2 separate regions of the Homo sapiens genome follow, and region 2 is linked to region 1. A link is a loop called in an ENCODE intact Hi-C map of the cell type or tissue named here. Cell type or tissue: left lung. All regions are shown on one strand.

Region 1 (5,000 bases):
AGGTCAGGAGTTCGAGACCAGCCTGGCCAACATGGTGAAACCCTGTCTCTACTAAAAATACGAAAATTAGCCAGGCGTGGTGGTGCACACCTGTAATCCCAGCTGCTCAGGAGGTTGAGGTAGGAGAATCGCTTGAACTCGGAAGGCAGAGGTTGCAGTGAGCTGAGACCACACAGCTGCACTCCAGCCTGGGCAACAAGACGGAAACTCTGTCTCAAAAAACAAAATTTAAAAAATTTAAAAAATTAAACGTCCAGGTTGCCTTCAGGGCATGCTGATGTGCCCTATAGTACCCTCGTGTGCTATTCAGGCTGCTTAGAGATTTGAGGGTCAGTGTGCGAGGGGAAGGGGAAATTTGTATTTACAAAATTGGTGGCTGAGGCTGAATGCTCAGTTCCACAGTGGAAGGAAGAGGGGGCCTGTTTTTAGGAAGGAAGTAGCAGCAGTTCTTTTTTTATTTTTCTCCTGAGACAAGGTCTCACTTTGTTGCCCAAGCTGAGTGCAATGGTGTGATCACAGCTCACTGCAGCCTCAACCTCCTGGACTCAAGTGGTCCTCCCACTTCAGGCTCCCAAGTAGCTAGGACTACAGGTGCACACCACCACACCTGGCTAATTTTTAATTTTTTTTTACAGACAGGGTCTCACTATGTTGCCCAGGCTCGTCTTGAGCTCCTGGATGCAAGCAATCCTCCCACTTCAGCCTCCCAAAGTGCTGGGATTACAGGCATGAGCCACCATGCCCAGCCCGCAATTTTAATATAATTGGTCAAACGTCCTTTTTCCCTTCCCTTCTCAGAGGTGCCAGTGCAGAGCTGCTGGCTTCGTGTGGGTCTAAAACCGCTCAGCTCAATTCTGGAGTTCAAAGACACCATTAATTAACTCAGAAATCATTGACACGAGGCTACTCCCAGGTTATGCTAATCTGGTGAAATCTGTAAACCCTATAACCTTACAGGAAGTCAGAGCTGCCACTGGCCCACTCAGCAGCACCTTTGTGCCAGTGAGCAAAAGGTGCTCCTCGCCCCCCCGCCCCCCAACCAGGTAGATGCAGCCCCAAACCATGTTGTTGGAATTGGTGCTGTGGTTCGAATGTGTCCGCTCCAAAATTCAGGTGTTGCTAGTGTGATAGAATTAAGAGAGATGGGGCCTTTAAGAGGTGATTAGGCCATGAGGGGTCCTCCCTTGTGAATGGGATTAAGGCTCTTACTAAAGAGGCTTCACACAGCCTTCAGCTCCCTTGCTCTTCCGCCTTTGCCATGTGAGGACACAGCGTTGCCCCCCACCCTGCCCGGAGGATGCAACAATAAGGTGCCATCTTAAACACAGAGACCAGCCCTCACCAGACAACGGAACCTGCAGGCTCCTAGAACCTCCCAGCCTCCAGAACGTCCAGAGAATGAATTTCTGTTATTTATGAGACACCCAGTCTCAGGTATCATAGTAGCGTTAATCAACTAAGACTTGGTGAATGGACTACAGAGTGGATTTTTGTCACCTGCGCATTTCCACACCCTCAAGGGCACCAATATCGCATGAGAAGCCCCTGTTGCAAGTGGGCCTGTGGCATTCCACCTTTTAAAAAGGTAAAGGGACCCTGAATAAATACATAAGTCATTTAAGGCTTGACAAACAGCTCTTGGAACAAGGGCATGAAAACAGGTGATTCTCAGGGTGATGTGTGGGGTTGAAGAGAGACCCACGGAATCAAGAAAGAAAGAGCCAGGCCAGGCTTGGTGGCTCATGCCTGTAACCCCAGCACTTTGGGAAACTGAGGCAGGCAGCTCACCTGAGAAAGGGAGTTCAAGACCACCCTGGTCAACATGGTGAAAACTAAAAAAAAAAAAAAATTAGCCAGGAGTGGTAGTGGGCACCTGTAATCCCAGCTACACAGGAGGCTCAGGCTGGAGAATAGCTTGAACCTGGGAGGTGGAGGTTGTAGGGAGCCGAGATTGCACCACTGCACTCTCAAGCCTGGGCGACAGAATGAGACTGCATCTCAAAAAAAAAAAAAAAAAAAAAAAGTAAGAACTAGAAGAATCGAGTCAGCTAAGGTCCTATTTTCCAAGGCTCTTCCCCATGTCTAAGAAAATTAATGAAAGACACACCTTTTTGCAAAAACCATAAACTATATGACTTGTGCATGACAAAAAGATGGAGTCCATCCTGCAAATATTTCAGAACTTCCTAGCTAGGTGGGGGTTTGGGGAGCAAAGAAGCTCACAGATGTGTGTTCTTGCCAAGCATATTGCACACAGGTGCTAGGGATGGCCAAGCCCTCAGGGGCTTGAGATACTTGGCCAGTGTTTCCCAAAATGTGTTCCATGGAACTATAATCCCATCCATTGCTTCTTAAAAACAGGTGCAACTGTCAAAAGATATAAACTTCTTTGGGATGTTTACAATGAACATTATTGAGCATTCTTGCCCATTTCCTTTGTTTAATTCAGCATTTTCCAAACATTTGACCCCAGACACACCCTGTCCCCACACCTGCTCTTTAACATGTTACCATCCACCAATGCTAGTTAGTTCCCTACGATGTGGATTTTGATTCTGTGGAGAATCTGGGGAATAAGCTTATTCCTTCTTGGGTTCAAATTAGAGACGTCCGCTGTTCACGGAGCTCCACACTGAATTTCCTTCTCCCTTTGAGAACGTTCATCACTTAAAGTCTACTCTTTCAGTGTTTTGATAGCACATCTCACATGTTTTTTTCCCTTGAAAGCCCAGTACAATTTGATGGTGACCGTCCTTTTTTTTTTTTTTTTTTTGAAACGGAGTCTCGCTCAGTCGCCCAGGCTGAAGTGCAATGGTGCGATCTCAGCTCACTGCAACCTCCGCCTCCCGGGTTCAAGTGATTCTACCGCCTCAGCCTCCTGAGTAGCTGGGATTACAGGCGCCCACCACCACGCCTGGCTCGTTTTTGTGTTTTTGTAGAGATGGGGTTTCACCATATTGGCCAGGCTGGTCCTCAACTCCTGACCTCAGGTGATCCTCCCACCTCGGCCTCCCAAAGTGCTGGGATTACAGGTGTGAGCCACTGCGCCCGGCCATATTTTAAAAGAGGATAGAGGACGCCATCTAGGGTCACCTGCCATTCTCTTGTTCTCAGGCTAGGAGTGACCCATGTTCTTTGAACTCTTCACCACTTTTCTTTGTGACTGTACTGAGCTCCAGGGTGTCAGAGCTGCAGAGCCTGAGTTCTGCCTGGGGTCTTGCTCAAATCCCTCCTACCTCTAGGAACCCAGAAGCCCCACCCAAAGTGACCCTACATGACTTGGGGTGGGGTGTGCCAGGAGTCAGCCCTCTCAGGAGCCACATACCCATTGTTGATGGGAGGCGACATTTTCTTTTGTTCCCCAACCCCCCTGCCAGGAGCCATGCCCCTCTCTTGAGATTTTCTCTGAGTTGGAGACTGAAGCAGAGAGTTGAGGACCTCAGAGGACAGAGGGTGTCTCTGGCTGCCGGAGCAAGCTGAGCCATATTAACATTCCCATTGGGTGTCAGGAGGGTGGGATCCACTCAGGTCCATGTTGCAAGGAAGTTTCTCCATCACCCCCTGCCCCATCTCCCTTCAAGGCTGGAGTGCAGTGACTATTCACAGGCATGATTGTAATGTACTATGTAGCCATGAAGTCCTCCTCTCCACCTCTCCCACCCAGCTCCATCCCAAGAAGCTTCGTCTCTCCCAAGCTGACCCCTTCACCAGGGCCACCAGGCCTGCTGGGAGGACTCTGGCACTGACAGGTGCCTGCCGCTCACAGGGCCTGTCTGCCACCGCACTGTGATGGCTGGGGAGGGTGAGGGTAGAGGGCAGAGGACTTCTTGCCTCACAGGTGCTCCCACAGGTTCGATGTCCTTTGCTGAGGTCATCTCCCTCCTGTGATTTAATGAGGCTGAAGTCAGAGAAAACCCAAAGATGCCAGAGGGGCCGCCTCCTCCCAAAACCCGCCAATGCCTCCTTTTTCAGAGAGGATTTTCTTCCCTTCTCTCCTCCCTTTAAAAAAAAAAAAAAAAAAAAAAAATATATATATATACATATATATATACACATATATATACACACACTATATATACACACACTATATATACACACATATATATACATATGTGTGTATATGTGTGTATATATATGTGTGTGTATGTATATATATATATATATATAGATATATAAAGAAATGCATGTACATAGTTTAAAAAATCAAGTAGCCCTATAAGGTTTATTCTAAAAATAGCCCTACTCACTGGTGCTGATCCCTTGTCCCAGAGGCAGCCACCTTCAACTCTTTTAGCTTTATCTTGATGTTTCAGCTTTAAGCATCATATAATCGACTACCTGCTATAGAAAATGAGGATTTAGTTCTTAGGCACAGGCACACACACGTTTATCTTATCTCACCACCCCAAGATCACAGGTTCTAGTTAAACCAATATTCAGTGTTTACTGTCCTATGACTTGGGAAAATATTATATGCCACTGACTACCCAATGCACTGTGATTGCGTTTTTTGGTACAATTTCATTTTTCTCAGAGTTAGTAATTTTGATGGGTTTTTATATTTTCAATGTAGTTGCTAATTTATCTCTGTCACAACTCTAAAGCTTTTGTTAATATAATTAAAACTTCAGAACCTATTAGTTCTGTGTCTTGCTTTAAGCCCTCTATCCTGGGCTGCAATCAGCCTGGTTGCTGTGCTGGGCCCTGTGCACACCTGTGGTCTGGGTCCTCTGTAATAACATTTACCTCTCTCTTCTGTTGCATCCCCTGTTTCCTGGATTCTCTGTTTTCCACTTTCTTGGTTTACTCTCTCATTTTGATGGAGCACGTCCTCTAGTAGCTTCTTGAGAAAAGATGCATGGAAGGAAAATTCAGTGAGACCAGGCATGTCTGAAACATACTTAGTCCACACTTACACTTGATTGATAAAATTATCAGCTGGAGGCTGAGTGCAGTGGCTCACACCTGTAATCCCAGCACTTTGAGAGGCTGAGGTGGGA
Region 2 (5,000 bases), 64 kb before region 1:
GAGGTAGGGTCCAACCTGAACCTTGAAAAAGGAGCCAGGGTTATCCAGGTAGAAGCGGAAGCCTTGAAAAGAAAGGAAGGAGGGGGCAGGCATTCGGGTGGAGGAGACAGCACGGGCCAAGGCTGGAGCGCCCGGAGAGTTCATGGGGAGGGGCACGCCCTCCTCCTTCCCCAGCTCCTATCATATCAGGCCCCGGTGTCACCATTTGTGGTTAGCTGGGTATTGTCTTCAATGTCTGTAGTGTTTTTCTCTTGTTTTTCACTTAATTTATCTCTAGTCATCTCACTTTCCCATCACAACTGTGCCTGGCATGAGGTCATACCTGGAAACATCTGCCGACTGGAGGGTTGTGACGGCGAGAGGAGGGAGGCTGGGGCCAGAAACACAGAGGGGGAAGGAGGCCAGAGCCATCGGGCCGGTCAGCTCTGCATTGTTGGATGGAAACATTTCATGATCCTCAAGGTCTGGCAGGAGGCAGAGTGTCTGTGACCTTGATTCTGCATGTGGTGTTCAATGTCACAGTGAGGAGTGGCTCAAGGACTCCAGGACCTGCCTGCTGTCTGCATTCAACAGCCCAGCAGACCCCCTGGGGGAGGAATGGAACCATTTGCTCTGCAGCTGGGTAAACTGAGGCACAGAGAAGCTAAAGCAGGTTCTAACTGAGTAAGATGTGTGTTCAAAGATGCACGTTCACAGCCTGCCCTTGGCTTTCCTGTCCACCAAAGCCAAGGTGCCTCTGTATGCTGGAGACTCCAACATGGCTGAAATTTGAATGTTCACCCATGTCAATGTAGAAATGTCAAGCTTATCAAGATTGGATAAACAATAATATTCAAGCCTCACACTAGAAAAGAACTTACAGTCTCTGCCAAGCACCTTCTGTTATGTTGTGAGAGGCGTTTCCTCTCCCAGGAAGTCGGTGAGGTGGGCAAGGCAGTGAAGATCATACCCCTTTTACAGATAGGGAAACTGAGGCTTGGAGAATTTGAATGACTCACCTCAGACCACCCAGCCCCCAAGTGACAACACTGGGATGTGAGCTCAGGGCTTCAGATTCTAGGCCTGTAGCTCTTGTCAGGAGGTAGTGCTGCCTCTCTCTGGAACCTTCCACTGGCTCCTGCTCAGAAGCACAGACCCCCCGCCTTGGCAAGCAAGGCCCGCATCTGGGAATCTCGGCTCCCAGCTCCATCCCTCCATTCCCAGGACCCCCTAGTGCTCTCCTGTTGGCTCCTGTCTCCCCTCAGCAATGCCTCTCCTCTTAACCTGCACAGACCCCATGGGACCCACAGACCTCTGGCCCCTTCGTCAACGGCAGGCTTCATCCACCATCCTGGACCAACCCCACCCCAGCGCTCCAGAGACTTCCTGTTAAAAGGCAGAGTCTGGCTCGGCAGTTGTGGGGCAGGGTCTGGGATTCTGCACCTCTATCAAGGTGAGGTCAGCGCTGCTGCACTGAGGCGATTGCTCTGAGTGGGAGTGGCAGGATTCCCTTGGCACCCTGCTGCCTGGGCAGTAGTTCTCTCTCTCTCTCTCACCTGCTCGTCAGCTCACCCCTGAGTCTCGGGTGGCTAGTTTTTGTCTCCAAGGCACAAAGGAAGGGTTTCCCCCTTCCTCTCACGGGGACCACAGGTGGCTGGCGGGAGACGTGTCTTGCAGAGCGCTAAGGGGCACCTCCCAATGCCAGTCACGCCCTCCCCATCTCCAAGGGTCCTGCAAGCAGCAGTTGCCCTGTGAGGGGCTGAGATGCCTTTGCCCGTCGCCCTTCCTGCCTCCTTCTCGGCCTGCAGCCTTGCTGGGCTGACCTCAGGGGCAGGCCCTGGGAATGTGGGTGGGGGCCGCCTCTCTTCTCCCACAGCCCTCATTGCAATTTTGTCCTCGCCCAAGAATCCTCTGTTGAGAGCTCATCCCTATTAATTCTCATTGTGCATTTAGAGCCAATAGGTTTTTATTTATTCATTTATCTTGTCTTTCAGCCTCCTCCCCTTCCTTGCAAGGCTGGAATTTACAATTCAGTTCTCAGGTGGCCTTGCTGAAGGACAGGAAGCCTGGGAAAGAGAGAGGGTCTGCACCCCGCATCTGAAAAGGCCGTCCGCCCCTGGGTCCCTCCTGTACCCTCGGAGTGCAGCCGGGCTTGCGCTCCCGTGGGCTGGATGTTGGGACACACGTAGCACCTGCCACTGAAGGGGCGAAGGGGAGCAAGGACCCATGGGCGATGGCAAGGCTAAGGGGGCAGTGGGCATCTGGCCGCCATTAGGGCGCCCCCTGGTGGCTGGTTAACAACAGCTGCTGGGGCTGCAGGCGAGGAAGCTCCCCCAGCCTGCATCTTCCACATGCTGCCAGAGACTAGCAATACAAGGCGTGGCGTCCCCAAGGCTGGGGAGAGGCAAAGGAGCCCGGGGAAGAAGCAAAGCCAGGAAAATCACCGAGGCCATAATCACAACAGTGATAAGCTGGTGACTAGTATTGCACACTGAGTACCTACTATGTGTCCGCACGTACCACGGCAGCACGGCCGGGCTGTGCCGTCCCGCCAGCACCGTGACACTCCTACATTATGGTTTCTACTGGGCAGAGGAAGACAGTGAAACTCAGAGAGGTCAGAAGTGGAGAGAGGGGAGGCTGTGCCGCCTGGTGGGTGGGCATGGGCCTTGGCTACAGGCAGTTCCCAGCCTGCCTTCTCAACGGAGTGATGTTGGCAGGATTTAGGCAACACTTTCTATTCCCAAAAATGAGATTAGAGTAGGACCTACCTCAGAGCATCCTACTGCCCGGACCCTCCCAGGGGAAGCCACAATAAACTGTGGCATCAGGGTTTGAACCCAGATCTATCTAGAAGTAACCACCCCCTCCAAAAACCACCCCTCCAAAAGCCAGCCCTCCAAAGCCAGCCCTCCAAAAGCCAGCCCTGCAAAAGGCTGCCGTCCACCTGCCACGGCGGCCTCCCCGTCCTCATCGGACACACATTTGTAATCAAAGCAGAGCTGGATGGCAGCCCATGATGAAATATTTAAGTCCATCACACAGGTGGCGAGACGCCGAGGACTTGCCCATGTGGGAGATTGTGGAGGGACTGTTCTTTCTCCCCTGCCTTCCCCACCTGTCTGCCCAGGAGAGGAGCAGGGGATGGGGATGGGAGAGAGCACTCTTCTAGACCCCAGGGCTTGAGGCTGGCTGCCTGGGATGAGGCTCTGCCGGCACTGGGACTGGGAGGGGTGACCACCTCCCCAGAACAGCCGCCCACTGCACTGGGTTCTCTGTCTGAGGGTGGGGGCAGGGCAGAGGTCCAGGGCCAATGACACCCTAGACAGCTTTGGCAAGGAGAGGGCCTCGGACTTGACTCTGAGGGTCATCTCCCCACCTCAAGCCCTCGACCCAAAGCTGGTCCTAGAATTATGATTTAGCTGCTCCCCCAAGCACGTTAAGGCAGTGATTAATATTTAAGAGAGAAAATACAGTCGAGACTCTAATACGAGAGACAGAGGTTGACCGTGCCCGAGAGCGTGTGGAGAACCCTCCCACCGGCTTTGAGATGTGGACTGAGTACCAGCCCCTATCCTGGCCTTCCTCCTGGCTTCCAGAGCCCAGCCCCCTTGCTTGGCCCTGCGGTCCCCGGGGCAGTTATGGCCACAGACTATCCAGCCCCAGCTCCTGGCTTCGTGCCGCCTTCTCCTTCCCTCTCTCCCTCCCTCTCTCTCTCCCCAGCTGGCCCTGGCCCAGCCACCACCCACAGTGACAGCCTCATCACCACTGACAAGCCTGAGTAAGAAGCTACCTTCTCAGGCTGACTGCCCTGTGATGTGAGCAGAGCCGGCCCATGAGATCAAGTCCTCAGGACTCTGAGGTGGGGGCACCGGGTCAGCCCCACCACAAACCCAGAGACCTGGAGGCTCCTCCAAGGACACGCAGAGGTACCAGCTGCCTGGGGGATGGCATCAAGCCCCTCCTGTGAGCTTCTGCAGCCTGGCTGCCCTACCCAGCTCTGCCCTGCCCTGCCAGGGACGGCCTCCGGAGCACTGCCCAGTGGGAAGCAGCTTAGCTCAGAGACATTGGAGCCACTCTAAGCTGGAATCACAGCTTCGCCACCTCCTGGAGTGTGACCTTGGCCAGATGCCTTTACCCGTCACCCCTGGGCTGCCTCAGTTACCCCACCTGTATGACCAGAATGACAACGGCTAACATCTGCGTGCACTTACTCTGTGCCAGGTCCTATTCCGAACACTTTACCTACGTTAATTAAACCACAAACTCCTCACAATGACCCTAGGAGTGTGTGCTCTTAGTGTGCCCATTTTGCAGATGACAGAACAGAAGCCCACAGACGTCACTGGGCCAGAGCCCTCCCCTGACGCTCCTGCTTTATACAACACAGAATCCACCTGGCTAGCTGAGGGGAGGACTCCTCGCAATGGCATCAGGCTCGGCCCACACACTCAGACAGCTCGCACGCAACCATCTCTGCTGTTGTTGTTGCTGTTAACATTACTTGAGTACTGAAGTACTCCGTGCCCCTAGGACCCCTCCTTCTCTAGCTAGGGAGGCAAGGGACAACGCCTGAATGTCTGCCTTCCCCCGACTTACCCAGGGGCTGCCATCATTGCATGTAGGAATGGAAGTGGAAGGGGACCCAAGCTGCACTGTCTGTCCCAGCTTAACCCCCAACTTCATCCTGCGTGAATCCCCTCTGAGCCTCCGTCAAACCTCCCCATGCAAAGGGCCAGCTCAGTGCTTGGCATGCTCTAGCTTCATGGTACCGTCTGCTGGATTGGATTGAGTGGGCTAAGAGGTTGCACCACAGAAAGGATGAACAGAGGGAGCTTACAGTATCATGTTGCAGGTAGCATCTTGCTCACTCGCCCAGAATGCTGACTTCCTACACAGGAGGTGGGGCTTAGCCTGAAGGCTGCGGAGCTGAATACTATAGGCTTCCCGAGGGAACTGAACTAGTGGCCAGCTGGCCGAGAATGCCCCTACCCCAGAGAACAATGTCACATGACCCCAGT

What was found. A loop is a pair of places that touch in the nucleus more often than their neighbours do. Peaks named below come from ENCODE experiments on the same cell type or tissue, not always from the same donor. Only the 100,000 strongest peaks of a DNase experiment are listed, where the experiment ranks them.
Region 2: a loop joins it to region 1, with 4 times the contacts of the local background. A loop is called at or near these places in 2 of 110 quality-filtered maps.

The regions. Positions count from the first base shown.
Region 1 is chr9:132,103,054-132,108,053 of GRCh38, reverse strand. LOC105376302 (a long non-coding RNA gene) reads right to left here and starts at 4,834. Exons shown (of 3, transcript XR_930403.1): 1 at 4,747-4,834; 2 at 4,248-4,341; 3 at 3,472-3,882. In left lung, no CTCF peak of the experiment used is centred here; no DNase peak of the experiment used is centred here; H3K27me3 peaks cover 1,617 bases.
Region 2 is chr9:132,167,244-132,172,243 of GRCh38, reverse strand. The region is part of intron 2 of NTNG2 (netrin G2); the gene reads right to left. Among named protein-coding and RNA genes, the nearest start is that of NTNG2, 7.7 kb to the right of the region's middle. RefSeq lists enhancers at 1,197-1,954, 1,955-2,712. In left lung, CTCF peaks have their summits at 2,093 and 2,295 (motif pointing left); a DNase peak (open chromatin) is centred at 2,253; H3K27me3 peaks cover 4,226 bases.